Linked DNA regions of Homo sapiens: regions 2, 3, 4, 5, 6 and 7 are each linked to region 1. The links are chromatin loops, found by intact Hi-C in ENCODE. Cell type or tissue: OCI-LY7. All regions are shown on one strand.

What was found. Hi-C counts contacts between places; a loop is a spot of excess contacts. Peaks named below come from ENCODE experiments on the same cell type or tissue, not always from the same donor. Only the 100,000 strongest peaks of a DNase experiment are listed, where the experiment ranks them.
Region 2: a loop joins it to region 1, with 7 times the contacts of the local background. A loop is called at or near these places in 102 of 110 quality-filtered maps.
Region 3: it touches region 1 in a loop (5-fold over the local background); 8 of 110 quality-filtered maps call a loop at or near these places.
Region 4: a loop joins it to region 1, with 8 times the contacts of the local background. A loop is called at or near these places in 18 of 110 quality-filtered maps.
Region 5: it touches region 1 in a loop (12-fold over the local background); 15 of 110 quality-filtered maps call a loop at or near these places.
Region 6: it touches region 1 in a loop (2.4-fold over the local background); 6 of 110 quality-filtered maps call a loop at or near these places.
Region 7: it touches region 1 in a loop (9-fold over the local background); 10 of 110 quality-filtered maps call a loop at or near these places.

What each region holds. Positions count from the first base shown.
Region 1 is chr6:24,693,310-24,697,309 of GRCh38, forward strand. All of the region lies in intron 1 of ACOT13 (acyl-CoA thioesterase 13), which reads left to right. It overlaps LOC124901278 (a long non-coding RNA gene), which reads right to left and starts at 2,462. Exons shown (of 2, transcript XR_007059508.1): 1 at 2,035-2,462; 2 at 1-1,436. In OCI-LY7, CTCF peaks have their summits at 2,433 and 2,635; a DNase peak (open chromatin) is centred at 2,432.
Region 2 is chr6:24,579,665-24,583,664 of GRCh38, forward strand. It overlaps KIAA0319, which reads right to left. Exons shown (of 21, transcript NM_014809.4): 5 at 3,940-4,000; 6 at 2,585-2,682; 7 at 1,262-1,349; 8 at 194-286. Among named protein-coding and RNA genes, the nearest start is that of KIAA0319, 65 kb to the right of the region's middle. In OCI-LY7, CTCF peaks have their summits at 1,588 (motif pointing right), 1,791 and 3,953 (motif pointing right); DNase peaks (open chromatin) are centred at 1,607 and 3,937; H3K4me3 peaks cover 471 bases.
Region 3 is chr6:24,493,573-24,497,572 of GRCh38, forward strand. It overlaps ALDH5A1 (aldehyde dehydrogenase 5 family member A1), which reads left to right and starts at 1,397. Exons shown (of 10, transcript NM_001080.3): 1 at 1,397-1,778. The coding sequence starts at 1,425. It also overlaps a transcript of GPLD1 not described here. RefSeq lists a silencer at 1,403-1,792. In OCI-LY7, CTCF peaks have their summits at 1,779 (motif pointing right) and 1,979; DNase peaks (open chromatin) are centred at 1,449, 1,729, 2,109, 3,879 and 1 weaker place; H3K4me3 peaks cover 3,173 bases; H3K27ac peaks cover 3,551 bases.
Region 4 is chr6:24,522,697-24,526,696 of GRCh38, forward strand. It overlaps ALDH5A1 (aldehyde dehydrogenase 5 family member A1), which reads left to right. Exons shown (of 10, transcript NM_001080.3): 7 at 71-229. Among named protein-coding and RNA genes, the nearest start is that of ALDH5A1, 30 kb to the left of the region's middle. In OCI-LY7, CTCF peaks have their summits at 854, 2,297 (motif pointing right) and 2,499; DNase peaks (open chromatin) are centred at 925, 1,365, 1,777 and 2,295; H3K4me3 peaks cover 4,000 bases; H3K27ac peaks cover 3,570 bases.
Region 5 is chr6:24,280,916-24,284,915 of GRCh38, forward strand. The region is part of intron 6 of DCDC2 (doublecortin domain containing 2); the gene reads right to left. Among named protein-coding and RNA genes, the nearest start is that of KAAG1, 74 kb to the right of the region's middle. In OCI-LY7, CTCF peaks have their summits at 2,322 and 2,541; DNase peaks (open chromatin) are centred at 2,216, 2,466 and 2,956.
Region 6 is chr6:25,016,457-25,020,456 of GRCh38, forward strand. The region is part of intron 1 of LOC102724765 (a long non-coding RNA gene); the gene reads right to left. It also overlaps a transcript of RIPOR2 not described here. Among named protein-coding and RNA genes, the nearest start is that of RIPOR2, 82 kb to the left of the region's middle. In OCI-LY7, CTCF peaks have their summits at 1,718 (motif pointing left) and 1,919; DNase peaks (open chromatin) are centred at 1,165 and 1,715; H3K4me3 peaks cover 1,303 bases; H3K27ac peaks cover 1,617 bases.
Region 7 is chr6:24,764,782-24,768,781 of GRCh38, forward strand. No RefSeq gene overlaps it. Among named protein-coding and RNA genes, the nearest start is that of GMNN, 8.2 kb to the right of the region's middle. In OCI-LY7, CTCF peaks have their summits at 2,113 (motif pointing left) and 2,324; a DNase peak (open chromatin) is centred at 2,110.

The DNA of each region.
Region 1 (4,000 bases):
TGTGCTTGAGGCCCATTACAGACACCCTTACTGAGCCAGAGACATACATTCCTTTATCTGTTTAGCAGAGGCAGTGGAGGCAGTGGTGGTGAGCTGCATAGCAGCCAGCAGCAGTTACAGTGATGGCAGTGGCTTGTTTATCCCACTGCTCAGCAGAATGCAACCCTTTTAAAAAAAGACCAGAATGATCTGAGATGCCAAGGCTTAAAGAGAATTCTTGGTTCTCAGCTTCATAAAGGACCATCTCAGTGATGAATAACAGCATCTTCACTGCTGTTATTAGGCAGCCCTTCTCCCTATCTATCTTTGCTGAAAAAGTGAGGAAAGGAGAGACTCTGTGTCATGTGGAGTGTCTCTTTGTGATGAATTGTATCTCAGATGGGAGAGGGAGGGTGAGGGGCTATGGCAACCTGAGTCTTTTTTTTTTTTTTTGAGACGGAGTCTCACTCTGTCGCCTAGGCTGGAGTGCAGTGGTGCGAACTCGGCTAACCTCCACTTCCACCTCCCAGGCTCAAGGGATTCTCCTGCCTCAGCCTCCCAAGTAGTTGGGATTATACGTGTGCCCCATCATGCTTGGCTGATTTTTGTATTTTTAGTAGATACAGGGTTTCACCATGTTGGCCAGGCTGGTCTTGAACTACTGACCTCAAGTGATCTGCCTGCCTCGGCCTCCCAAAGTGCTGGGATTACACAGACGAAGTTGCATAAACTCATATGAATGCATGAAGTGCAAGGAAGAGACAGCACGATATAAGGCCATATATAAAAGGGACAGATTATTGTATATGTGTGTGTACATGTAAGAATTGTTATGATATACTGAGGAGCCCATTGTGGCAAATAGTGCTGAGCCATAAAAGTTCTTGCCAACCTACTGCAATTGTCCAACCTGCAGGATCCTGGGACTGAACACATCTGGACAGTTCTCTGTATTGTTAGGCCATGGCAGGTAAATTTTTGACCCCTTGACATCATAAAAGCCTCCATACCATCTTCACCAAGACACCTAAGGAATCAGAACCCAGTTGTCTGTAGCAGTCCAGGTGATATTTGAGGGTAGGCTGTTTTGCATAATGGTTAAACCTGAGACATCCTAGTTAAACTTTTCGACAGTTTCTCATCTGTAAAATGGAGACAATAGTATTCACTTCAAACATTGGCAGCACTGAGACAGCACATGTCAAATTGCTCAGCATGGTCTCTAACATGGAGTTAGCTATGTTGATATAACTGAATAAACAAGTGTGTGCCCTACAGCCCATCTTTACCAAGGCTGAGATGTTTTTTTCACAAGGTTCTCTCCCTACTCCCCTTCCTCATCAGAAAGAAGTTAGCTTTGCATTGGCCTCTTCCCCAGCAAGACTACTTATTAGCTCTGGGAGGGTGGGCAGGACATTCCTTCATCATCTTCCGTTGGTTTAATTCTCTTATTTGACCTGAGGAGACAAGAATTGAGAACATATAAAGGCATTTATATTGCCATATCAGGCTGCCCAGTAAAAAATTCTCTCTATTCCAATGTAAATTTTAAAACAATTTTATTAGTATGTCCTTTGGCCTTTCAAGTTGGGGGGAAAAATCAAAACCAGTATTCTGTACTAGAAAAATCTAACTGACATTTGTCTTACATTTTGTCATCCCAGCCAAAGTTAGGTAATCAAATGGAACTTTAAGAACTAAGCTTTACTGAACAAACTGTGCCTTAAAATACACTTAAACTGAGGCGCGGTGGCTCATGCCTGTAATCCCAGCATTTTGGGAGGCCGAGGTGGGTGGATCACCTGAGGTCAAGAGTTCAAGACCAACCTGGCTAACATGGCAAAACCCCATCTCTACTAAAAATACAAAAATTAGCCAGGCATGGTGGCACGCACCTGTAGTCCCATCTACTCAGGAGGCTGAGGCAGGAGAATCACTTGAACCTGGGATGCAGAGGTCGCAGTGAGCCGAGATTACACCACTGCACTCCAGCCTGGGTGACAGAGCGAGACTCTGTCTCAAAAAACAAAAACAAAAACAACACATTAAAACTACCTTTGCTGTCTACAAGCCGCTCGTATTTAGTTCTATTTCTTCAACTGCCTGGCTTTTTCCCTTATCTTCACCTGGATAACTCCTGCCTGTTCTTCAAGACTCAGATGTCGTTCTCCAGGAAGCCTTTCCTAATGTCTTTTCCCTGGAAATATACATTTTTAAAAGTTAGATATCTTTACTCCAAGAAACCTGTATTTATTCTGTCTACAACAGTTTCTTCCTCTGCAGTTTTTGTACTTGTCTCTTCCTTTAGACACTGAACCCGCTAAGAGCAGGGATTAAACTTCATTCATTTTTTACATTGCCAATGCCTGCTATAAAGAATCACATAAATGTGTGAATGAGGTTAAGTTTACACCTTATTCCTGCTCGGTGTGTATTATTTAGTTTATGAGGACATCTTGTGGCTAGATCATTTATTGCTATAAACAGACGATCATAGGCCAGGCGCGGTGGCTCACGACTCTAATCCCAGCACTTTGGGAGGCCAAGGTGGGTGGATCACCTGAGGTCAGGAGTTCGAGACCAGCATGGTGAAACCTCATCTCTCCTAAAAATACAAAAATTAGCTGGGTGTGGTGGCATGTGCCTGTAATCCCAGCTACTTGGGAGGCTGAGGCGGGAGGATTGCTTGAACCTGGAGGGCAGAGGTTGCAGTGAGCCGAGATCAAGCCACTGCACTCCAGCCTCAGCAACAGAAAAGGACTTCATCTCAAAACAAAAAACAAACAAAAAAACAAAAAACAAAAAACCCAACAACAAAAATCCTGTTCTAAAATTTATTTTTGACATTGATTTACCTGTTTTGCAAAACATGACATAATATTGTTTAGGATGTTTTATATCGCGTGGTTCTGTTTTCCTTCAGGGCCTTCAACAATAAAACCACTAAATAGGTGGTTTGTGAAACTCTCAAATGTCTTCCTGGTGGGAGTCATACCTAGAGGTTACTCATATATAGTTAGTGATTGGGAGATGTGAAGGTGGAAAGACCTACATCTACATCTCAGTTTCCATCACATCTTGGGTGATCTTGAAAATAAATCACTCTGAATTTAAGTTCTCTGCAAAATGGATGTTGTCTCTTCCTTACTATATAGTATATGTAAAGTGCTTGGCACAGTGCCTAGCATATCAAAGTGCCTAATAAATGGTACTTATCTAGAATATAACCAACCATTTAATGCTTGAGACATCCCCCTACTCCCAAACACAACAGACACACCAAATACTCATCCATATTCTTCCTGAACACCTCTAGTGAGGGTGGAAATTACTGTTTTGGATGCAGCACATTCCACTCACAGCTCAGCTCTAACTTATACCATGATATTATACCCTGATGGTTTTTCCTAGTAATTTAAACACAAATATATAAGAAAACTTACCTTTCCATAAGTTGCCTTTTTAAAGATGTTTGATATAAAAATCATAAATTCTTTTTTTTTTTGAGACTGAGTCTCCCTCTGTCATCCAGGCTGGAGTGTAATGGCATGATCTCAGCTCACTGCAACCTCCACCTCCCGGGTTCAAGCGATTCTCCTGCCTCAGCCTCCTGAGTAGCTGAGATTACAAGGGCACGCCACCACACCCGGCTAATTTTTGTATTTTTAGTAGAGACTGGGTTTCACCATGTTGGTAAGGCTGGTCTCAAACTCCTGATCTCGTGATCCACCTGCCTCAGCCTCCCAAAATGCTGGGATTACAGGCGTGAGCCACCGTGCCCAGCCAAAAATCATAAAATTTTAAATGCATTGTTGCATATGTTTATCTTTCATGTAATACTTTTTCCTTATACTTACTATAAATGGGCCAAAACCTTAAAAGCAGTAACTTACTTTGCTGGATTTTATTGTTACATTTACACTTTATACTAACATGGGTTTATAGTATAAAAGTTTTTTTTAAATGCTAGTAACTCAATGACTGAATTTGTCTTTTAAGTTGAACTGTTCATTAAGTGACT
Region 2 (4,000 bases), 110 kb before region 1:
CGAAAGGTGAAGGGAAAATAAGCACAGGATAGAGGAGCTAAAGGAACTAAAGAAGACATAAAACTAAAGAAGGAGGTGATCGTTTATCAAAGTAACAGCCCATAAGTCCTCCTAGCTTTGATGCAGAGCACTCATTACATTTCGTAGCACGTAGAGAAAAAAAGAAATCCCTAAACTATCTCAGGATACACACGGCTGCCATCAATGAGGGCTGACGTCAAAGGCAAAGTGAGCTCTTGCAGTTGGGGAGAAACAACTGCTACAGGTGGCAGGTTGACTCTTCTGGCTGTAACAAAAAAAAGGACAGTGACTGAGCCCATCTTGTGTAGGCATATGTCATTACCCACATAAAATCATCTACTTTAAAAAATTGATTATACATGTCCTGTCAAGAAGGTGTTTATCCTACAGGCCTCAACTATGGAGAGCACTTTTTAAAGTCTGGAGTCTCTCTATGAATTTCAGGAGCTTGTCTGGACATTTACACTTTTGCATGTAAGCCCAGGCTCAGTGAAGATGTACAATAATAACCAAGGGGCTCATCACAGAATGTGAGCAGTAATTACAGAGCAGGAGCAAGGGATGAAGGGATTACAGTTCCAGCTCCTTGGATTGAGTGGATCTTATATCTCTAACTGAAGGCAACTCCCCCCCCCACCCCCCATAACCATATGCAAAAGATAGAGCTGTCAGGCCCTCAGGGTGGGCTGAAGTGGGTACAAGGGAGGTTCACCTTGATTGGGTCGGTTGTGCCCTCAGCACAGGTGAGGGGTTGGTGGAGGCTGAAAGCCAGCCCATGTTCTACTCACCAAGCCAGGGCTGTGCCCACCCAGCCCAAGAACCACCTGTTTCTAATTCACATGAATGCACTGACCGATGGGCATACATTTTCCCCTGACCTCTTGGTTGCTCAGTTGAATGTATTCAACATGCCCCTGCTTCGAAGGTGAAGCTGAATCACGGAGAGTGGAGGTAGAAGTTAGAGTGGATGGTGTAAATGTCAGATAGAGAGGGCTAAGGTAGATTTGCCACCATTCGAGAGCAGCCAGCAATAACCTTGTCAAGCAAGTACAAAGTGTTATGCGAAAGGTAGAAAAAAAAACCAAAAATATAATCTTTGCGTGTTTTCTCTACAATGGAGCCTAATACAAAATAGGTTTTGTCTCTCTAGGTAGATAGGTAGACAGATATAGAGTCATCCAGGCACCAAAAATTGAGATAAATATGTACAACAGGAGGTCATTCTCTTACACCGGCTTACCAGGCTTAACAGTGACATTGACAAATCCTTCTCCAAAGGCGTTTTCACTAGAAACAGTGACTTTGAAGACATAAAGTCCGACGGACAACTGTAACATAAAGAAAAGTTGTACAGTTCAACATGCAAGACGTGATGGGTCCACTACGTAGAAAAAGCTAAAATGTCCCAGAAGCCGCACTCCTAAAGTCAGCATAGAGAAGGGGCTCAGGAGACAGTCTCATTTGGATCTGTCAAGAGGCTGCCGCATGTTTGAAGCCTGAATTCTGGAGCACTAAAGATCACCTAGACAGGCCTTTAGCTTCGCTGCAGAGGGCTTCAAAGAGGCCTGGGTGAGATGGACCAGCAGAGGGCAGCAGTTCTCAAATGTGTGTATGGAACCATGCATTTTTACCACCTAGCTCTGGTGCATTGGTTGCCGGTGGTCTGGATGCCACACTTTGAGAAACACAGCTCCATGACATGAGGGTGATGCAAGTCTGTGTTGTACCATTAGCTGTGTGGTCCCAGGAGATGAAGTCAACATAATCATCTGGTAGGAGACTAGATCTCTAGTCGCTAAGTCGGTTTATATATCCTCCTAGGCCAGAAAGAGGGCATGTTTCTTGTGAGTGCTTGTATCATAGAACAATATGTGATAGGGCAAATTGTGACCTGGAATGGAATTATTGGCAACTCTAGAGATGTGCCGGACTGAGAACCAGAGATAAGTAGAATGTCCTTAACACTGCAAGGAGAGCAAGAGTTACAACAGGTTTTTAACCTCTCTGCAATGCTTGTGGGACAACCAGGCTCTTTTCCCCAAACTGAGATATACTAAGTAACCCAAATAAAGAAACGCCATCCAAAGCCTCTTAACCATCTGCCTGCCTACTTGCATGCCTGAAACTTTATTCATTCATATCCTACTTTTGATCTTACCATGAGAAAGATGTTTGCAGCTGGGCGTGGTGGCTCATGCCTGTAATCCCAACACTTTGGGAGGCCAAGGAGGGCAGATCACTTGAGGTCAGGAATTCAAAACCAGCCTGGCCAACATGGCGAAACCCCACCTCTACAAAAAATACAAAAAAATTAGCCGGGTGTGGTGACGTGCACCTGTAATCCCAGCTACTCAGGAGGCTGAGGCAGGAGAATCACTTGAACCCGGGAGGCAGAGGTTGCAGTGAGCTGTAATTGCGCTACTGCACTCCAGCCTGGGCAACAGAGCAAGACTCTGTCCCCAAAAAGAAGAAAGACGTTTGGGTTCAGTAGCTAAGAAGGTATTAACTGAGCTCTATGCCGTTACGCTGTGCTGTTAGACACAACCAGTCTCCAGTTACTTACTTGAGAGAGGTTAAGAGTTTGCTTGTGTCCTTGTTTTATTTCACCTTGGTAGTCTGTGGGGTGGCTTATTAAATTCCATTCATAGTTGTAGGTTGTTTCTGAGAGCAAAAAATAAATATGAGTAGTTATAAATTCTGAGAGGACACTAGATAACCTGGGCAGAGGGAAGATGACAGCCTTTAAACCACCAGTGCAGATTACCTTAGATATACTCAACTCAGCTTTCTTTTTTTTTTTTAACTTATATATATATTTTTTGTTTATTTGTTTTTATCCCCTCACTCTTGTTATCATCTTATGAACTTGACTTTCAACTATCAGCCAAGATAACATGTATCTTCTTAATGTAACATTTCTTTTTTTGTTATAAAAACATACGTCTTACAGGAAATTTTTAAAATGTATAAAGTTAAAAAAAAAAAAACCTCCCTAACTTAACCATTAGTATGTGATGAGTTTTTTCCTAGGGGGCTACATCTGACTATCCATATCAGTTTTAACATAGTATAATACATTGTGCTTTTCTCTTTTTAACAAAAGGCAAGGAGATTTCAATTCATTTGATCTGTTGTAGGGGTTTATTTAAGGACACAAAAACAGTATAAACATGTCTATGTTAAGATGAAACTGTCTCCCAGCTGCAGATATTAGTAGTTAAAATATAAGGTACCTCACCTCAAAGGATTAAAATGCAAATGCCAAATATTATCATCTCTGTGTATAAAATTTTGACCAATATGTGGTGGAGAAAAAAATGAATTAAGGAACTAACCTGAATGAGAAATAGTCAAACACCTTAAGAATGAGTTTACCTTAAAAACAATGCATTTGACAGGCCACAGGTCCCAGGTCAAATGCTTACTGAATGGTAGAGCACTGGACAAGTAGAAGAAAGAGCATTTTGAATAAATTTTTTTGAGCAGCTAGTGTGAGGCATCCTGAGAACCTGAGAGCCGTGATTGTCAATGCCACAGTATCTGCAAACAAACCTATGGGTGCACGCCACTTCCCTCTCATCCCGGTGGAATCTTCCCAGGTTCTATGGGTTATTACAGTTCAAGAACTGGTACGTGGCAGCCTCTCCTGATCTGCTTTGCATCATCAGAAATTTATGACTTTCCATCCTGACCAATTAAACGATATATACTGTATTTAATTTCCTAGATTCTTACTCCATTTGAAACTATTTCAACAAATGTTGATGCTTAAGAATAATCAAAGCCTTGTCCTCCACCTTTGTTTGTGACGTCGTGCAATACTGTGAAAAAGAATCGGCGTTGTAAATAGCCTGTAAGGACCTGCTGAAGAAAAACACCCCAGTTCCTAGTGGTCAGGGAGGAAGGTTAAACTCTCACCTACAGGTGGCGCTGGCGCAACAAAGGCCTTCAGTTCAACTTCATTGTCGGGTAAAGTTAT
Region 3 (4,000 bases), 200 kb before region 1:
CAGCTCCCCAGCCCCACCTGTGATACCTACTGGCCCACATCCCTATTAGGACTCCCTGGTTCTCCCCAGTTCCTGCAATAAAATACAGAGCAAAATAGTGTGAAATTGATTAAACTCTACTGTTATCACTTCTGCCATATGTGACTGGCTCAAAACTCAATGGATCTGACTCAGCAAAAGACAAAGTCAAAATTTAAAGTTACTGCCTCGGCATTTTGCAAATGTCCTAGAAAAAAATTCAACGTCCTAGAAAAAGGTGAAAGCTAGCAAGATACTCTCAACGCTGTAGGAGTTGAGAAAGGGAGATATGTAACCTAAAATCAATGCATAGGGCTGGGCTTCATTTGCACCCACAAATTCCCAGCATACGCCTGCTATTTTTATTTTTATCCTCATTAGGTTTTAAGCTTCCCTGCTGCTTTCAGAGTCTTAAGCCCAAGTCTAATTTTTTAACGGATGAAGAATGCTGTTTAAAGGTGCTCAAATACCTTGGTTGGATAGTATGCTCAATCCTTATACCTTGGTTGATTCAATTTTGACAAATGCTTCCATTTACTAGTTGGTGACCCAACTTTAATCTTACTAGTGGCTTGACTAGGGTAGCTAGTATGACTTTGAACGCTATATTGAATTTAATGTGGCAACTGTAATGAGCATTTTACGTTATCTCACAACAAAATGGGGTAGATATGGTTCTATTTTATAAGTGACTGGACTAAGGTTAACCTGTCGGTCACACAGCTTGTCGGCAACAGACTTGAGTTTGGATCCTAGTCTGTTTATTTCCAAAGCGCTGTTATTTATCGGGAGCAACCCTAGGAGAATGCCTAGACACACACCCAAAAAAGCAGCCAGGCAGCAGAACGCGGGGTCACACTTCGACCCCTCAGAGAACGATCGCTCCCAATCAATACTACGTGCTCAGGAGCTACAACTGAAGAAGCGTGATCACGGCCTTGGCATTTAGGGCAGGCACCAGCGCATCTATGGACCGCGCACAAATTCCGGGGATGCCGAATTTGGGGGATGCTAAGGGGAGAGAGTGGGTCTCTAGCAGCGATTGGGGGCTCAGGAGCAGTTAGTGACAAATGAGCACCCGAAAAGTGAAAAGGTGACAGCAGTCCGCAGGTGCATCTACTGGCGAGCCTTCTCCATCCCCGAACCCAACCCTCCCCCGGGAGAAGGTCGCGCCAGGAGAGAAGCCGCGCGGCGCTTAGGGCAAGGTGCAGAGGGCGGCGCGGCGGTGCAGCGAGAAAGACGCGGAGAGAGGGCGCTGCTCTGTGGCTCTGCAACCTTCCGCCAGCTCCCACGCTTTCCCCGCGCGTCCCCGGCGCCTCCTCGCTCCTCTTGCTTCCCCGCGACCCCTGCGTTCCCGTGCGCGCGCGCCCGCTTGCCTGTTTCCTGTCGCCGTCGTTGCCCGGGCCATGGCGACCTGCATTTGGCTGCGGAGCTGTGGGGCCCGGCGCCTCGGGTCGACGTTTCCAGGCTGCCGCCTCCGCCCCCGCGCCGGCGGCCTGGTCCCTGCCTCCGGGCCTGCGCCCGGCCCGGCCCAGCTCCGCTGCTACGCTGGGCGCCTGGCGGGCCTCTCTGCGGCGCTGCTGCGCACCGACAGCTTCGTGGGCGGCCGCTGGCTCCCGGCCGCCGCCACCTTCCCCGTGCAAGACCCGGCCAGCGGCGCCGCTCTGGGCATGGTAGCCGACTGCGGGGTGCGAGAGGCCCGCGCCGCCGTGCGCGCTGCCTACGAGGCTTTCTGCCGCTGGAGGGAGGTCTCCGCCAAGGTGAGAGAGCCCGGATGCAGGGGGCCAGAGCTGGCCGGGGACACGGCGGGGAGCAGAGGGGGCTTTACCCCAAAGTGACACCAGCCGCGTCGCCTCCCTCCTGTGCTCAGTTCCCCAGGGTATACAAAGTGGAAAGTCAGAGCAACAAGGGAGACGACCGACAAATAAGTTTGGAGCTTCCACTTTGAGCCGGGCACTAGGGACACGACCCCTGCCCTCAAGCCTCATCAAGTTATGCACTGCCCAGTAGGGGAGGCAGAACGTGAGCGCCTAATACAAGCGAGCTGCTTGTTATGGTCAACAAGCCTAACCGTGGAGGGGCGGGGAGAAAGGGGAGGGGTGTCAGGGAAGTGAGAGCACGTGTGGCCCTTCAGAGTAGCTGAAATATCTCCGCAGCTGCAGGGAGCCCACGCAGGAGGCTGCTTCAGCGGCCCTTGAGAAGGCTGGTAGTGAGGGCCCCTGGCCAGAATCATGGGATCGGAAACGGAGAGAACTGTAGAAAGATTTGGGTTTTGTGCAGGGGAAGAGAGAAATCCAGGAGCGTTCTCCAGGTTTTCACCCTAAATGGATAAATGCTGCTATTGGCCATTGCATAGAGAACACTGGAGAATTGGGAGTAAGGGGTGGAGGGCCATTAAATGGGAAGAATAGAGTAAGAAGAAAACTAAGAAAGTAGTTTCTTCCTTCTAATATTATATTATTAAACCTGGAGTCAACGCAGTGAAATTTTTTACCGTGTCCTTCAAAGCTCTCCCTCTGAAGGAATGCATCCAGCGATCCCTACGAGTACAAGAGAGTCTTAGCACTCATTCATCCATCAGCTGTTTACTGAGCACCTGCTGTATGCCCTGCACTGTTGGAGGTGCTTGGGATACCTCAGTTAAACGAAAGAAGGATTCTGCCCTTATGGAGCTCACATGGGGTGGAAGGGGAGCAGAAGAGAGATCAGAACTCTAAACAACAAACATAATATCTAAGCAAATAAGTATGTGAGAGATGCTGAGTGCAATATGGAAAAAAGGTAGAAGCAGGAGAGGATCCGGGCCAGAGGGAAGGGGCAAGATGCAGCATCAACAGTGTGACCAGGCATATTCCTCTGCTAGGGCTGCCATAGCAAAGTACCACAGACTGGGTGGCCTGAACAACAGACATTTCTCATTTTACCGCTCTGGAGGGTAGAAATCCCAGATCGAGGTGTTGTCAGAGTTGGTTTCTTCTAAGGCCTCTCATTGGCTTGCAGAGAGCTCAGCTTTTGTCTTTGTATCTCATCAGACCTCAATTTTAGACTCATGGAGTCTGAGATGTCTGTTCACGCCCAAGTGAGGATGTAAAGTAAGCAGTTGGTTATATGAATGAATCTTCCCTGTGTGTCTCCACATGGTCTTTCCTCTGTGTGTATATGTGTCCTAATCTCTTCTTCTTTTAAAAACAGGAGTCAGATTGGATTGGGGCCCACCAGAATGACCTCATCATAACTTAATTCCCTTTTTAAAGACCCTATTTCCAAATGCACTCACATTCTGAGATACTGGGGGGTTAGGACTTCGACATGTCAATTTTGCCAGGAGCACCATTCAGCCCGTAACATCAGGGTAGGTCTCATTGAGGACATGAGATACAAAGACCAAAGGAGGTAAGTGTGTCCGGAGTTGGTTCCTGCCGGTAGGTTTGTGGCCTCGCTGACTTCAAAAATGGAGCCGCGGACCTTTGCAGTGAGTGTTACAGCTCTTAAAGATGGCATGGACCCAAAGAATGAGTGGTAGCAACATTTATTGTGAAGAGCAAAAGAAGAAAGCTTCCACAGCGCGGAAGGGGACCCGAGTGGGTTGTCGCTGCTGGGTGGGTGGGGCGTGGTGGCCAGCTTTTTATTCCCTTATTTATCCCTTCCAGTGTTCCGTTTCTGTCCCATCAGAATGCCTTTTTTTCAATCCTCCCTGCGATTGGCTACTTTTAGGATCCTGCTGATTGGTGCGTTTTACAGAGCGCTGATTGGTGCATTTTACAGAGCGTTGATTGGTGTATTTTACAATCCTCTTGCTAGCTACAGAGCGCTGATTGGTGTGTTTTTTACAGAGCACTGATTGGTGCATTTTACAATCTCCTTGGTAGCTCCAGATCGCTGATTGGTGCATTTTACAATCCTCTTGCTAGCTACAGGGTGCTGATTGGTGTGTTTTACAGGGCGCTGGTTGGTGCATTTTACAATCCTCTTGTAAGACAGA
Region 4 (4,000 bases), 170 kb before region 1:
GCCACACGTTCACTGGTCAGGTCTGCAGCTTCTGACAGACTGTGTGGGTTTGTTTTTGTCTCCTGTCCAGACTTGTGTTTGCTCAAACCAATTCTTGGTGCAAAGGGGCATCCATGATGCCTTTGTAAAAGCATTCGCCGAGGCCATGAAGAAGAACCTGCGCGTAGGTAATGGATTTGAGGAAGGAACTACTCAGGGCCCATTAATTAATGAAAAAGCGGTAGAAAAGGTAAGTATATTGTATTATTTGTGAAAGTAAATTTCATGGTTTCAATATGAAAAGCTTAATCAGCAAAAAACACTTTGGCTGGAGGGGTGGGGATAGAGAGGGGTGGGTTGACAGAATATTACAGCTAGACAGAAGGAATAAGCTCTGGTGTTCTACAGCACTGTAGAATGACTGTAATTAGCAACAATGTATTGTATATTTTCAAATAGCTATTATTAGAAGAGTAGATTTTGAACGTTCCCAGTATAAAGAAATGATCAATGTTTGAGGCGATAGATGTGCTAACTATCCTGATTAGAGTATAGAGTATGAGAGATCTACATCTATACATGGAATCGAATGGAATTTTCAATGATGTTTTCATACAAAAACCACAAAGGTTAAAATAAGTAAAAAATTAATAATAGCTAAAAAAAATGATGTTAAAAGGCAAAAAAAAAAAATGAAAACAAAAAAGTCATTTTGGTAAAGTGCCCAGCAAGCCTATTTTGTAAACAATGGAGAAACCTGAGAAAAGTGAATTCTGCCTACCAGTTATATGAATCGGGTTGTTGTCTGGTCATGAGCTGCTATAGCCCTGCCATTGCACCAAGTCCCCATGCGGTCTGTCACTGTAGCTCTTTACTGTCCTCCCTAAATTTTGTTATAGTGATGATAATTCTATCCCTCACTGCCTCAGCAATTAGGATCTTGAGACAAAGTTCATTCATCTTTTGGAACACCTATGGAATGGAAGACTGGCTTGGTTTTGAGATGGTTTGCGTTTCGGCTGTAATGCTGATGTTGTCCTGTTCTTTCTTCTCTTGATGACAAAATCCCTGTCTAAAACAGTCCTTCATGAAAGTATCCCAGCCGGGGGTGCAGAATCACAGATGCCGCGTTCAGGATTTAGAGATATTGAGGGGAAACTGCTTTTAGGAAAGATTTGTTTGTTTAAAAAAATGTTATAATCCATACTACTAGCTATATGAGACTTCTCTCCTTATTCTACTGTTTTAAAAAAATCCATTTTGGAGTCACAAGAAAGTTTCTTGTAATATCAAACATCCAGTTTTTTGTGTTTTTTTTTTTTTTTTTTGAGACGGCGTCTCGCTCTGTTGCCCAGGCTAGAGTATAGTGGTGAGTCTTGACTCACTGCAACCTCCGCCCCACTGAGTTCAATTGATTCTCCTGCCTCAGCCTCCCGAGTAGCTGGGGTTACAGGCACCCACCACCACGCCTGGCTACTTTTTGTATTTTTAGTAGTGCTGGGGTTTCACATGTTGGCCAGACTGCTCTCGAACTCCTGACCTCAGGTGATCCACCTGCCTCGGCCTCCCAAAGTGCTGGGATTACAGGCGTGAGCCACCATGCCTACCCAGAAATGGTTTTAACGGAATATTTTAAATCAGGAAGACAGTAGAAGCTGAAGATTGTGTGTGGGAAAGAAGGGAGGAGAGGTGGTCAGAGGGAGACACACAGTGGAGGCACAGCCAGCCCCTGGATGCAACTGAAGAACCAGAAGCAAGTGACAGCCAAGTCAGTACTCATCATGGGAAGCACAGCCCCACCGCTGTTCCTCAACCTCCTCAGAGCCTGAGAACCAAGCCCTGACTCCATGGCTGCCTCCACCCCGTGGGCAGTCAACTCAGCTGAACCCACATCCATTGCCTTGGGAAACCCAGGGAAGCCTCGAGGTTTGACAGAGCTCTGATAAATTTCTAGTTACTGTCTTGGGATTACTCTAGATAAAGAAAATACATTAAAATTTACATTGGAACCACCTGCATTTTAGAGGTGACTTTGGACCTTGGGGACAAGGCAGGGGTATTCACTTGTCTAGTGAAGGCAATTTGGGTCTAGGCCAGCTGTGGTTCAAGTCCTAGAGTGGTGGTCCTTAACTCACACCGTGCCTTTATCGACTACAGTTGCCTGGGACCCATCCAAGAAGACTAGGTGTTAATTTATGTGTAGTCAGCCTAGGCATTGGCATTTTCTAAGTGCCCCAGTATGATGCTAGTTTGCAGCCAGTCTGGGAAACCACTCTGTCTTGAAGATTTTTTTCCCCAAAGGGAAGACGCAGACATTGTCCTCCAGATGGTGCTGTACGCCAGGACTTCAAACAAGCAGACAGCGAGATTTCTTTTTTGCTGGAGAGAAATTTGGTGGAAACCACCTTGTTTAAAAACACTTCATTGTGTTGGCTTTAGTGTACATACTGTCATAGAGTGGGTTCTAGGAAAAAAACACTGCATCTCACATTAATATGACAAGAAAAGGGCAGAGCAGATTATATTTGGGGAGGAAGGGGGTATTTTTGTTAAGTAGAATTATTTTTATAATATAAAATTCATAGAAAGTAAGCCATCCTAGCCGATGGGGATTAGTTGCAGGTGATGCACTATGAGAGCATTGCAGGAGGGGCATGGATTTCAAAAGAGTCAGTCTCAAAGACAGAATGCACTCACACCTATATTTACCTTCCTGAAACCCTATAGAAAATTCAGCTGAGGGCCGGGCACAGTGGCTCACGCCTATAATCCCAGCATTTGGGAAGCTGAGGCGGGTGGGTCACTTGAGGTCAGGAGTTTGAGACCAGCCTGACCAACACAGTGAAACCCTATCTCTAAAAAAAAAAAAAAAGAAAAGAAAAATTAGCCAGGTGTGGTGGCAAGCACCTGTAGTCCCAGCTACTCAGGAGGCGGGGGCAAGAGAATCTCTTGAACCCACGAGGCGGAGGTTGCAGTGAGCAGAGATCGCACCAGTGCACCCCAGCCCAGCCTGAGCAACAAAACAGAAGTCAAAACAGAAGTCAAAATAGATGGGTCTACCCAGGGGAACCCTGCAGAGGAAATTGGTGCCATTTTAAACGACAGAGCCTTTCTAGAATTGGTGGCTACAGAAAGTAGGAATAGGAGGAGGGGAGGAGATGAAGCTGGTTGATTCTACTTCTGCACAATTTTCTGGGTCATTCCCACCATCCCTTCTCACCACGACCACCACCAAGACACATGAGACAGCAGAGGCATTTGTTCTGGGCAGGACAGCTTTTCTGAAGAAATATAGTAGGTATCTAGGCAGACTACAGCTTCAAGAGCGAGGCTAGGTACCTCAGGGTAGGGCTCTCTCGACTTTGCCTTTTGGGGAAGGGAGCTGCCCTTATGTGAAGCCTGCAAGTTAGAATAAACCCAAGCTTAAAACAGCAAAGACCACTCATGCCACACATCCCCAAATTGATCAACCCAGTCCTTGTGTGTGTGTGTGTCCCCCAAACACACTGCTGGAGCTGAGAAGGAGCTGACCAGGTTAGTTTCGACAACTCAGTCCTTCATTCAGAAAGATGAACAACCAAGGATCATGATGGGAAAACCACCAGCACATAAGAGGAAAGGTCAGGAAGAACAAACAGAATAGTCCCTGAAGGAAGCAGATAAATTAGGGAACTGGAAGGAAATTTTCTAAAAATCTCATAGTGTCCTGCAAGAGTTTTGGGAAGATAGTACATCTGTAAACTGTTAATAAGAAGTATGTTCTAGGCTTAAAGTATAATAATAATAAAAAAAGAAGTATGTTCTAGGAAATGAAGCAATGAAAACAAAGAGTCTGTAGAAATTAGACATATGACTGTCACAAGATTCGGTACCTGAAGTAGATGATAAAATTTCGGAGATCTTATGGAGTTTAAAGCAAACTATAGAGAGGCAAAAAATATAATAGAAATGCAAAAAAAAATCAGAACTAATCTGAACTCCTGTTAATACCCGTCCAGTAGTAGGAGTTCTGGAGTGAAAT
Region 5 (4,000 bases), 410 kb before region 1:
TGAGATGCTGTTGAACTTGCAAGGACTGGAATGGAACCCAATGAATGGGAAACCCTGTAGCTCAGCAGGATCATTTTCTGCAGTTCTCTGGGGAAAGCATTACTCACAAAGGGGCACGACAAGGGAGACGCAGAAGCCCCACTCTGGAGTGCGTGTCTTTCTAAGTCACCACTCTTGTTTATGAATAGACAGGAAAGTTCCGATTTATCAAATTTCTGATAAAGACACTCGAAAAAGGGTAATTTTGGAGTATCAAGAAAGACTAATTGATTCAAATCACTACATAATGCATAGATTTTGCAGTTGACACTCATGCATTCAATTATTGAGTAATAACTACTTTCCAGGAACTTTGTGAGTAAAAAGTAAACTAAACTAAGACAGGAAAGAATTGTTTTGTAATTAGAAAATTTAAAATAATTGAAATGCTTTTTTTTTTTTTAAAGATAGGCTCTTGCTATGTTCCCCAGGCTGGCCTCAAATTCCTGGACTCAAGCAATCCTCCTACCTCAGCCTCCTCAATAGCTGGGATTACAAGCATGTGTCACTGCACCCAGCTAAATGCTTTTAAGAAAAAAAAAAAAAAAAAAAAAAGGAGGGTGAAGGGGGAGAAGAGAAAAAAGTTGATTCATCTAAAGTGTTCATGTGAAAATACATAATACACTATATATATAAATTATATACACATATAATTCATATATTTGTTTTACACAATTACATAAATTATACATAGTTAGAGAGGGGAAAGGACAAAGGGAGAGAGGGAGCTTTTTCTTTCTGTAAGGCTTCCACATGTGACTTGTAACTCAAATACATAGATAGTCATTGCTATTGGCAGAGCATAAGAGATAGGGGAGTTTTGCTATCTCATACAGCTATCCCAGAAATAAAACGATATCACTGGGTGTCCCTTACATGCTACATATACATTAACACAAATACTTAACAAATTTATAGATAAGTATTATTATCACCATTTTATAGATAAATAAATTAACTTTCTAAGGGTCTGATTTTTCTACTACACTGAAACTTTCTAATGTCCAAAGCACTAAAAACTCCTATTACATAGTATGGTTCCCTAAAACAGCCATCCCAGAAGTAACAAATTATGGCTTTTTCTCAAAGTGGAAGAAATCAAGAAGCAGCCTAATTTGACAGGGTGTCCTATGCAAAAACTAGACCCCTTGAGATACTCCAACCACTGTCCTGCCCTTTGTCTCACATGCATATCAGTATATCCAAAAGGAATACCAAATCTCTGGCTCAAACAAACAAAAAGCCTAAAACAGCCTCCAATCATCCCTCACTCTACCAAGATTGGGATATTTTTTGTTTTGTTTTTTTTTGAGACTCTCACCCTACTGCCCAGGCTAGAGTGCAGTGGTGCTATCTTGGCTCACTGCAACCTCCGCCTCCCAGGTTCAAGTGATTCTCTTGCCTCAGCCTCCTGATTAGCTGGGATTACAGGCACCCGCCACCACACCTGGCTAATTTTTGTATTTTTAGTAGAGAAGGGGTTTCACCATGTTGGCCAGGCTGCTCTCAAACTCCTGACCTCAAATGATCCTCCCCACTTGGCATCCCAAAGTGCTGGGATTACAGGCGTGAGCCACCACACCTGGCCAAGATTGGGATACTTCTTAAACAGTTCCCTAGGCTCTTTCCAACTAGATCCAACCAACTCAGGTTTTTTTCATTAGCATAAAAACTCATTTCCAGTCCCCATGAAAATGTGCCAAAAACATATAGACCAAAAAACATCAAATTTAAAATAATTTCGTGAGAGGTTTGCCTCAGTGAGCAGCCTTCACGATGTATTTCATGGGTGCACCCAGAGACATTATAAGCTGGGGGTGGGGGGTAGGGACTAGACGGGGACTGCACCTGACATTTCTCTCATCTGCATATCTGGTGATGACAAGAGTAAGAAGCCCTTTTACCTATACCAGCCTCAGTTTCCCCCATGGCAAAATGGAGTTTTGGAGTATAAGGAATTCATCTTAATATGTGTATAACTTGCTTCACAGTGACATTGTGATACTTGAATAATAACGAAATTTTTTTGTCAAAACCGTAGAAATCATAATATTTGATCCTGTAAACTACTGACCATAAGATGTATAAGCCAAATGGTAATAAGGACAACAAAAGATCATTTAGTCGTTGGCTTTCACTTTCAAATACTTTCCTAATTTTTTCGTCTTTTCCGATAGAGGGTGCTATGATTCTACATGGTGTCACCTTGTCACTAGAAAACAGCCTTCTGCAGATGGGTTTATTCTTCAAGCTCAGCGAATTTAAGATAATTTATTTACATCTTCCTTTTGTTTTTAAGGCTAGAATCACAACTTAAAATTTTTCTCAACATGCTAATTTCTGTGACTCCCGCAGCACTGAGGCTATAAAAGGAATGACTTCTGGTCTGTCTTGCTTTGCACAAGGCATTCCCCAGGCTCCCTGACCAACTCAGTTACGCACCAGCAGGGGTCCCTGTGTACACTATGGCAGCTGCTTTCTCTCTTTCTCTCTCAAGCTCTACCAGTCCCTCATCCACACTCCCTTCTATATGCAAAAGAGCAATTCCTAGAAAGCCATGTAGGGAAAAATAAATTTCTAAAACTCTAGTTCTGTGTCCCCTTTGATTTGCATCATGAATTTAGGGTGCTTTCCCCATGGATTTTGCAGTGGTTCCTACAGCCAGAAGCTAAGCTCTCCCCACACAGTCCCCTTCACTCACACCCCTCCTCGCAGTGCCAGGCAGCTAATGATCTATAAAATGCATGCATTCTCCTGGGAACCAATTCATTAAAGGAAAGGAGTAAATTAATCCTGTTAAAAATCGAGCTTGTGACTTTGGATTTACTGGCATAGGAAGTTCTGTGTGGCTCAATGCCAAACATTCACACACTGCCTAAGCCGAGTTTGTGAGAACCTACCAGGCACTGGGCACTGTGCCAGGGGTTATTCTCCTCTACTCAAACGTGACCTCCTGAAAGAGGCCTTTCCAACCACCCAGCTGAAATAGCACCCTCTCTCACTTCCTCTTCCCATGTCTTCATGTATTTTTATTCATGTTTATCCCTGGTGTATATCACACGTATTGTGCATTTGTTTCTGGAATGTAACCTCCGTGCATTTAGTACTTCAGAATCTCTGGGCCCTGAAGCACCAGAACAGTCCCAGGACATCATATGAACTCAATAAATAGTTGTTGGATCAGCGAATCAGTCAATGACAATATACTCAAAGAAGAGTTATAATAGATGTCCGCCCCCACTGCGGCCACCTAGCGGACTCACCTATATCACATACCTGTACGTGTCCCACTGCCTCCTGCTTCTATTCTTGCCCCAAACCATTTCTCTAGAGATACCACAGCCAGAATGAGCACTTAAAAATGTAAAGCAGGCCAGGCGTGGTGGCTCACGCCTCTCATCCCAACACTTTGAGAGGCCGAGGCAGGTGGATCATGAGGTCAGGAGTTCAAGACCAGCCTTGCCAAGATGGTGAAACCCCGTCTCTACTAAAAAAAAAAATACAAAAATTAGCCAGGCATGGTGGCGGGCGCCTGTAATCCCAGCTACTCGGGAGGCTGAGGCAGGGAATTGCTTGAACCCGTGGGGCAGAGGTTGCAGTGAGCCGAGATCATGCCACTGCACTCCAGCCTGGGCAACAGAGTGAGACTCTGTCTCAAAAAAAAAAAAAAAAAAATTTTTTTTGAAGCAAATTATATCACTCCCTCCCTATAACCCTCAAATGGCACCCCATCAAGAAATAAAATCCAAACTCTTTGCATGCCTATATGATTGAGCCCTGCCTGCCTCTCCGATTTCATTCACGGCCTTCTTTCTGCCCTCCTCACATGCCAGGCTCTTTAGCAAGGGCCTGTGTGACTTTGTTTCCTCTGCCTTGGATGCTCTTCTTCCCCGGCCTCATCCCTGGCACAATTGGCTGTGTTAGATATCATTAAGGTCTCAGTTTCAGACAATTTTATATA
Region 6 (4,000 bases), 320 kb after region 1:
TGTATGTTCAGTTTTCATGACATTTGTTACTGCACTTAAGCATTCCACAGCATGACTTAATTGCTGCTGAAACACCTAAGAGGAAAGAGAAGGAAGGAAAATGAAATGTTTGATCTTTGAATGACAAAATAGTCACGAATCTGGGAACATTAAGTAACTAGAGATGGAGTTAGCGTCACAAGCAACACACAACAAAAGTCTTGTGTCTGGCGATAATAAAGTTCCCTTAACTGATTCATCACTTCTTCCCTTGCTATAATTATGAACATTCTTCAAAAAAGTTCTGACATTAAAATTTCAAACTCTTGTTACTTCTGCTTTTCTATCTCATAATTAGAAAAATTTATTAATTCCAATTTTAGTTCTGGGTTTCTAAAAATTTCCAGGAATAAAACCTAGGGAGAAAGATCCTCTCATTGTATATATCTTCTAGGGGATTCACATTCTGGGTGCTTCACTTAGACATGGTAAGTTGATAACATAGGGAAACAAAAGATCTAAAGAAAGTAGCCAGCCTCTCCCAGAGATTGCAAACCAGCATGCAGCCAGCTGGCAGACACTTTGTGGGGAGGTAGGGACTGGAACAGTGTTAAAAGAAGTGGCACCGGCACGGTGGCTCACGCCTGTAATCCCAGCACTTTGGGAGGCTGAGACGGGTGGATCACCTGAGGTCAGGAGTTCAAGACCAGCCTGGCCAACATGGTGAAACCCCATCTCTACTAAAAATACAAAAATTAGCCAGGTAATCCCCGTTACTTGGGAGGCTGAGGCACGAAAATCACTTGAACCCAGGAGGCAAAGGTTGCACTGAACTGAGATTGCGCCACTGCACTCCAGCCTGGGTGACAGACTCTGTCTCAAAAGAAAAATGGCATAAATGCCATTTAGGCAGAGCAAAAGCTCGGTTGTTTGCCACAGTCCTCCCCCATTTTTACTGTCTTACATCTAGATCGCCTGCTTTTTTCTGTTGCCTGCTTACAGGCTTTGAGTTCGCAGTTTATGCACACATTTGCTGATGCTCCCCAGATTTTCTTACTTTTGGTATGTATTCAAATCAACCCATTTCTTTAAGACTTAATTCAGGTGTCCCCTCTTCCACAAAGTCCTTCCGGCCCTCTGGTCTCACCTGGCCACGCCTATCACCCCTATTCAGTGCCCTTCAGTTTTAGTTCTTACTTGTTCTCTAATTTGTTCAGGAGTAACCAAGTGGTAAACGCCCAGAGGGCCAGGTTGTGATTCACTGTTCTTGTATTTTGACCCAGGAGAGTGGTAGCTGCGGTGTGGGAGCTCAGGTTAGCTCACAACAGTTTTTTGACAGATGGGAATGCAGGAATCAGCAAAGTGAGGGAGTGTGGACCCTGGCACAGCCCAGTGGGCTTGCATTGGTTTCAAAAGGAAAATGAAAAGTTCTGTAAAGTCTTCAGGACACCTATGACAGAAATATTCTCTTGGAAGTTCAACATTGATATTTTGGTTCTTAGTAGAATAGTTAAAACACGTTTCTGCTTAAAATCTCTAAGTACTGAGGGATGACAACAGGTAGGATGAACATAGAAATACAAGCAATTTCGTAATATCACCTAGGAAAGCCATAGCATTGAGCTTAAGTATTTGGTGACTGTATCAGTTTCCTGTGACTGCTCTTACCTCCTTGCTTATTTCAAAGTCTGAAGGGTTTCATGTTGGGTTTAGAAAAGCTGTAGAGCGGCGCCACCTGATGGTTACTACCCAGAGTGCCTGAACTGACCTTGCAATTTCAAACGCAGTATCTTGGCTAGCTCAGAAGACTTCTTCCTAATGCTTTACATGAAAAGAGCAAACTGAAATACGTTCCTCTTGGAAAATCAGAAACATAAAGAAAATGTTTTAAATTTTGACAGAAGCAAACCCACTCATATACAGAATAATCTACCACCAAAAAAGAGTTTGTATATGATATTCATTGAATACTATTAGATTTCAAATAGGTAATAAATAAGATTTTATTATCCAGTTTTTCTTTCTCCATTTTTTAAAAGCAGATGTTTTTTCTATATAGAACGCTCCTTAACCAATTGTTTGATTATACCCCTCACCCCTTCCAACAAACACAATGTATTTATTTATTAAAAAAATTTATCACTTGCCCTGTAGAATTTTCCACATTTTGGTTTGCGCGAATTGCTTCCTCCAATATGTTTAACTTGTTTGTATTCCTTACATTTCCTATAAACTAGTAGTAAGATCTCGATTAGATTTTATTAAATCCCAGTTCTATTTTTGGCAAGATAATAGGTGATACTCTATGATGCTATATTAATCAAATCCTGAAGCACGTGCCTAGCTGTCCTACTTATCATGATATTAAGATTGATTTGTGGGTAGAGGTAATGTCAGTTGGAATCCTCTATTATAAAGTTCCCCAATAACTTTTCATTGAGAGTTTGGATATCTATTGATGATCATTGTCTCCATCCATTGTTTCATGAGGACTGCAAAATAGTGATGGTATAAGTTTTATTGTTACTCATATACCTATTAGCTGGGATTTTCTCATCATCTATTTAGTTAGCTTGAAATACAGTTCAAACAGAAAAGAAAGAACAAATATGTGATCAATCTCTTTAAAATATATATTTAGAATAACAAAATAGTGTCCGGCAACCTTCAAAGGTGAGCAGTGATGTTTTGTGTTTCATTAGGAATTCATAGATTTTTATATTTGATGTATTTTAATCTATTGCAAGCATTATTCTTGTTGATGCCCAGATGGTCCCACATTTGACAAATGCATATGTTTTTAACATAAATACTCTAATATGTGGCATAGTTGTTAAGAAAGCAGGCATACTGTAATGTTCTCAGGAGAAATTATTACCACTCTCAAGGAAGGCGATTTAGCAATATGTATTAGGAGCCTTAAAAAACGTATGCCCTTTGATTTATACTCTAGGATCAAACATAAAGCAGCCTTTTCTATGAAAATAATCAGGAACATAGCTAATAATTGTATAAAGATATTAATTCTAGTGAAAAGTTAGAAAGAGAGGTCGGCGGGGCGCGGTGGCTCACGCCTGTAATCCCAGCACTCTGGGAGGCTGAGGCGGGTGGATCACGAGGTCAGGAGATCGAGACCATCCTGGCTAACACGGTAAAAAAAAAACCCCTCTCTACTAAAAATACAAAAAGTTAGCCGGGCGTGGTGGCACGTGCCTGTAAGTCCTGGCTACTTGGGAGGCTGAGGCAGGAGAATCACTTGGACCTGGGAGGCGGAGGTTGTAGTGAGCCAAGATCGTGCCACTGCATTCCAGCCTGGGCAACAGAGCAAGACTCTGTCTCAAAAAAAAAAAAAAAAAAAAAAAAGAAAAGAAAGAAAGAAAAAGAAAAAAGAAAAAGATGTCAATAAGTATGATAATATACTGTAGCTACCATATTAAAAATCCAGTTTTTTGAAGAATTCTTGTTATCATGGGGATTTTTTATATTACATTAATTGAAAGAAGACTACCAAAACTGAATACATGGTGTGATCCCAGCTATTATATATAATATGTATATAAACAAAAGACTAGGAAGTCATACTTCAAAATATTAATAGTTATATCTGGATAGTGGGATTACAGGATATTTTTATGTCTCATTTGTATAGTTCTTTACTTTAAAAATTATTTCCAGTATTATGTATCACAATATGTCTTATTAAAAATCAGCTAGTATTAAAGGTTTTTCTGGACAATGTTAATTTGCTATTGTTGGAATAATAAACCAAGTAAGTCATTTATAATAAACAAGTAGAATGTCTCCTTATGTGTTAGTGAAAATTGTGCAAGAAAAAAAAGAACACTTTTCCCTCAGCCAAATGATCCTTCTGATTTAGTTAGAGAATGAAAACAGAACTAAGCAGGATTTGAAATAAAACATGCAGGAGCCTTCCTGAGATAGGTTATATTTTTCCTTCTAGAATCTGCTCATTGCAATTAATTAGGCTTCTCCAAGAGTAAATTTTCCCTGTACTATCCAA
Region 7 (4,000 bases), 71 kb after region 1:
GGTCCTTCATACCTTTTACCTACTCTCTTGCATTTCTCACATTGTCTTCTAATAACAATTAAACATACTTTTCTGTTCTTCCCCACTGGGCCTCCCTTTCGCCTCTGGTTGAGCTGAGAAGAGTAACACAAACCATGCCACTAGGACCCACACCAATGCTTCCATTCTCCCAAGAAGGCCAATGGCCAGGGCAATCGACAGTAAGTTCTTGAGGGCAGTAGGACTGTGTCTGTGGCACCATCATACCCTCAATACCTAGCCCCCTACCTGGCAAATGGTAATTGCTCAGAAGTTGTCTGCTTTATAATGATTGAATGAACCACATGACCATGTGTCCGCAATTGGTGGGTTCTTGGTCTCACTGACTTCAAGAATGAAGCCACGGACCCTCACGGTGAGTGTTACAGCTCTCAAGGCAGTGTGTCTGGCGTCTGTCCCTTCTGATGTTCAGATGTGTTCGGAGTTTCTTCCTTCTGGTGGGTTCGTGGTCTCGCTAGCTCAGGAGTGAAGCTGCAGACCTTCGCGGTGAGCATTACAGCTCTTAAAGCAGCGTGTGTGGAGTTGTTCATTCCTCCCGGTGGGCTCGTGGTCTTGCTGGGCTCAGGAGTGAAGCTACAGATCTTCACAGTGAGTGTTACAGCTCATAAAAGCAGCGTGGACCCAAAGAGTGAGCAGTAGCAACATTTATTGCAAAGAGCAAAAGAACAAAGCTTCCACAATGACGAAGAGGACCCTAGCAGGTTGCCAATGCTGGCTTGGGCAGCCTGCTTTTATTCTCTTATCTGGCCCCACCCACATCCTGCTGATTGGTAGAGCCGAGTGGCCTGTTTTGTCAGGGCGCTGACTGGTGCGTTTACAATCCCTGAGCTAGATACAAAGGTTCTCCACTCCCCATCAGATTAGTTAGATACAGAGTTTCCACACACAGGTTCTCCAAGGCCCCACCACAGCAGCTAGATACAGAGTGTCGATTGGTGCATTCACAAACCTTGAGCTAAACACAGGGTGCTGATTGGTGTATTTACAATCCCTGAGCTAGATATAAACACTCTCCACGTCCCCACCAGACTCAGGAGGCCAGCTGGTTTCACCTAGTGGATCCCGCGCCGGGGCTGCAGGTGGAGCTGCCTGCCAGTCCTGCGCCGTGGGCTCGCATTCCTCAGCCCTTGGGTGGTCGATGGGACTGGGCGCTGTGGAGCAGGAGGTGGTGCTCGTCGGGGAGGCTCGGGCCGCACAGGAGCCCATGGAGTGGGTGGGAGGCTCAGGCATGGCGGGCTGCAGGTCCCGAGCCCTGCCCCGCGGGAAGGCAGCTAAGGCCCGGCGAGAAATCGAGCGCAGCACTGGTGGGCCGGCACTGCTGGGGGACTCAGTACACCCTCCGCAGCCAATGGCCCGGGTGCTAAGTCCCCCATTGCCTGGGGCCAGCAGGGCTGGCTGGCTGCTCCGAGTGTGGGGCCCACCAAGCCCACGCCCACCCGGAACTCCAGCTGGCTCGCAAGCGCCGCACGCAGCCTCCGTTCCCGCTCCTGCCTCTCCCTCCACACCTCCCTGCAAGCTGAGGGAGTGGGCTCCGGCCTTGGCCAGCCCAGAAAGGGGCTCCCACAGTGCAGTGGGGGGCTGAAGGGCTCCTCAAATGCCACCAAAGTGGGAGCCCAGGCAGGGGAGGTGCCGAGAGCAAGCGAGGGCTCTGAGGACTGCCGGCATGCTGTCACCTCTCAACTATATGCTAAATGTTGGAATAGAACTTTGAGAAATGTCATCTTTCCCAGGCAAATAAAAAATTATAGAGTAGGAGAGTTATTCTTTTTGGAGGTGGACAAAGGGACTAGCTGATTTCTGGAGGTCCCTACCAATCCAATGATTCTGAGTTTGATTTAATATATTCCTTGTGTGGGGAAATAGTATCATTTTTTTCTTTTTTATTAAAATTCCGAAGAACATTACATTCTTAGTAATGTTTAATGAAATGAAATGTTTAATGAAACATGTTTAATGTTTAATGAAAGTCTAGTTTGCTCAGTAGGTGAGAAAGATCAATATAGGTTGTTAGATGAATGAGTCTTTCAAATTAAAGATCTGCTTTAATTACATTAGATAGCATTGCCACCTAGTGGGTAGTACAAAATTCTTCACGGAACTACATGCCATGAATATTTCTTGGTAAATTATTGTGAATAAGGTTATTAACGTTCTGAAACTGAATCTAAACCGGCTAGTTCAGGAAGAATTCTGTTGGCCTGCTATTTACTGTACGCAGGAGTTCCAGCTAACTTCTTATCATGAAGTCAGCAGAGATTTCGGATAAGAAAAGTTCAAAATTTCTCCGAGACTTTTGTCCTTATAATAAATCCCACTAAGGGGGTTACAGAATTATGTGTTCAAAATATACTTGAATAAATTTTTTTTTTTTTTTTGAGACAGGGTCTCACTGTGTTGTCCAGGCTGGAGTGCAGATCACTGAAGCCCTGCCCTCCTGCCTCAGCCTCCAGAATAGCTGGGATAAAGGTGTGTGCCACAAAAACTGGCTAATTTTTGTATTTTCTATAAAGACAAGGTATCACTATGTTGCGCAGGTTGGTCTTGAACTCCTGGGCTTAAGCTATCCTCCTGCCTTGGCTTCCCAAAGTGCTGGGATTACAGGCATGAGCCATTGCACCCGGCCCTTGAGTAAATTACTTTCTCTGTGTGGTTACATTATCAATTTGCTACACAGTTAGAATTGTTTTAGGGTTTGCTGTTTCATCCATTCTTATTTAATGTTTTCGAACATTTAAAAATAAATATTTCAAGCATGGAGAAAAACTAAAGGTTTTTTACACTAAACACCTGTATACCCACTGCCTAGATTCTACCGTCAACATTTTAATATATCTTCTTTATTGCATCTACCTATACATTCCTGTCTCTATCCATCCATCTTATTTTTATTTTATTTATTTTTTTTTTTGAGACATTGTCACGCTCTGTCACCCAGACTGGAGTGTAGTGGCGTGACCTCGGCTCACTGCAATCTCTGCCTCCTGGGTTCAAGCGCTTCTCATGCCTCAGCCTCCCGAGTAGCTGCGATTACAAGCACCCGCCACCAAACCCAGCTAATTTTTGTATTTTTAGTAGAGATGGGGTTTCGCCATATAAGCCAGGTTGGTCTCAAACTCCTGACTTCAAGTGAGTGATCCACCCACCTCAGCCTCCCAAAGTGCTGGGCCCATCTTATTTTTAAATAAACATTTCAAAATAAACTGCATTTTGGCCAGGGACAGTGGCCATTTACTTTAAAAACCGAATCTGGAATCTAAGAAAAATTAACCATTTTGGGCCAGGCGTGGTGGCTCATGCTTGTAATCCCAGCAACTTGGAAGGCTGGGGTGGGCAGATCACCTGAGGTCAGGAGTTCGAGACCAGCCTGGCCAACATGGGGTAATCCCGTCTCTACTGAAAACACAAAAATTAGCTGGGTGTGGTGATGAGTGCCTGTAATCCCAGCTATTCAGGAGACTGAGGCAGGAGAATCGCTTGAAGTTGGCAGAAGTGGCCGAGATCATGCGACTTCTGTCAGCCTGGGTGACAGAGTAAGACTCTGTCTCAAAAAACAACAACAACAACAACAAAAAAACCCCCTGCATTTTACAAAACATTTAATAGTTCAAAAGTGAAAAATTAGGTTGGGCGCAGTGGCTCACGCCTGCAATCCCAGCACTATTCCCCCATCCTATTCCGCACTCTCTTAAGCAACCACAAACATTTTCTATTTTTCATTAGTTTCAGATGTAGCCTTTCTCTGTGGGTTTTTGTAGTTGTTGTTGTTGGTGGTGGTGATGGTGGTTAGACAGAGTCTGGCTCTGTGCCCAGGCTGGAATGCAGTGGCACCATCTCAGCTCACTGTAACCTCAGCCTCCCGGATTCAAGCAATTCTCCTGCCTCAGCCTCCCGAGTACCTGGGACTAAAGGTGTACACCACCACACCTGGCTAATTTTTTGTATTTTTAGTAGAGGCAGGGTT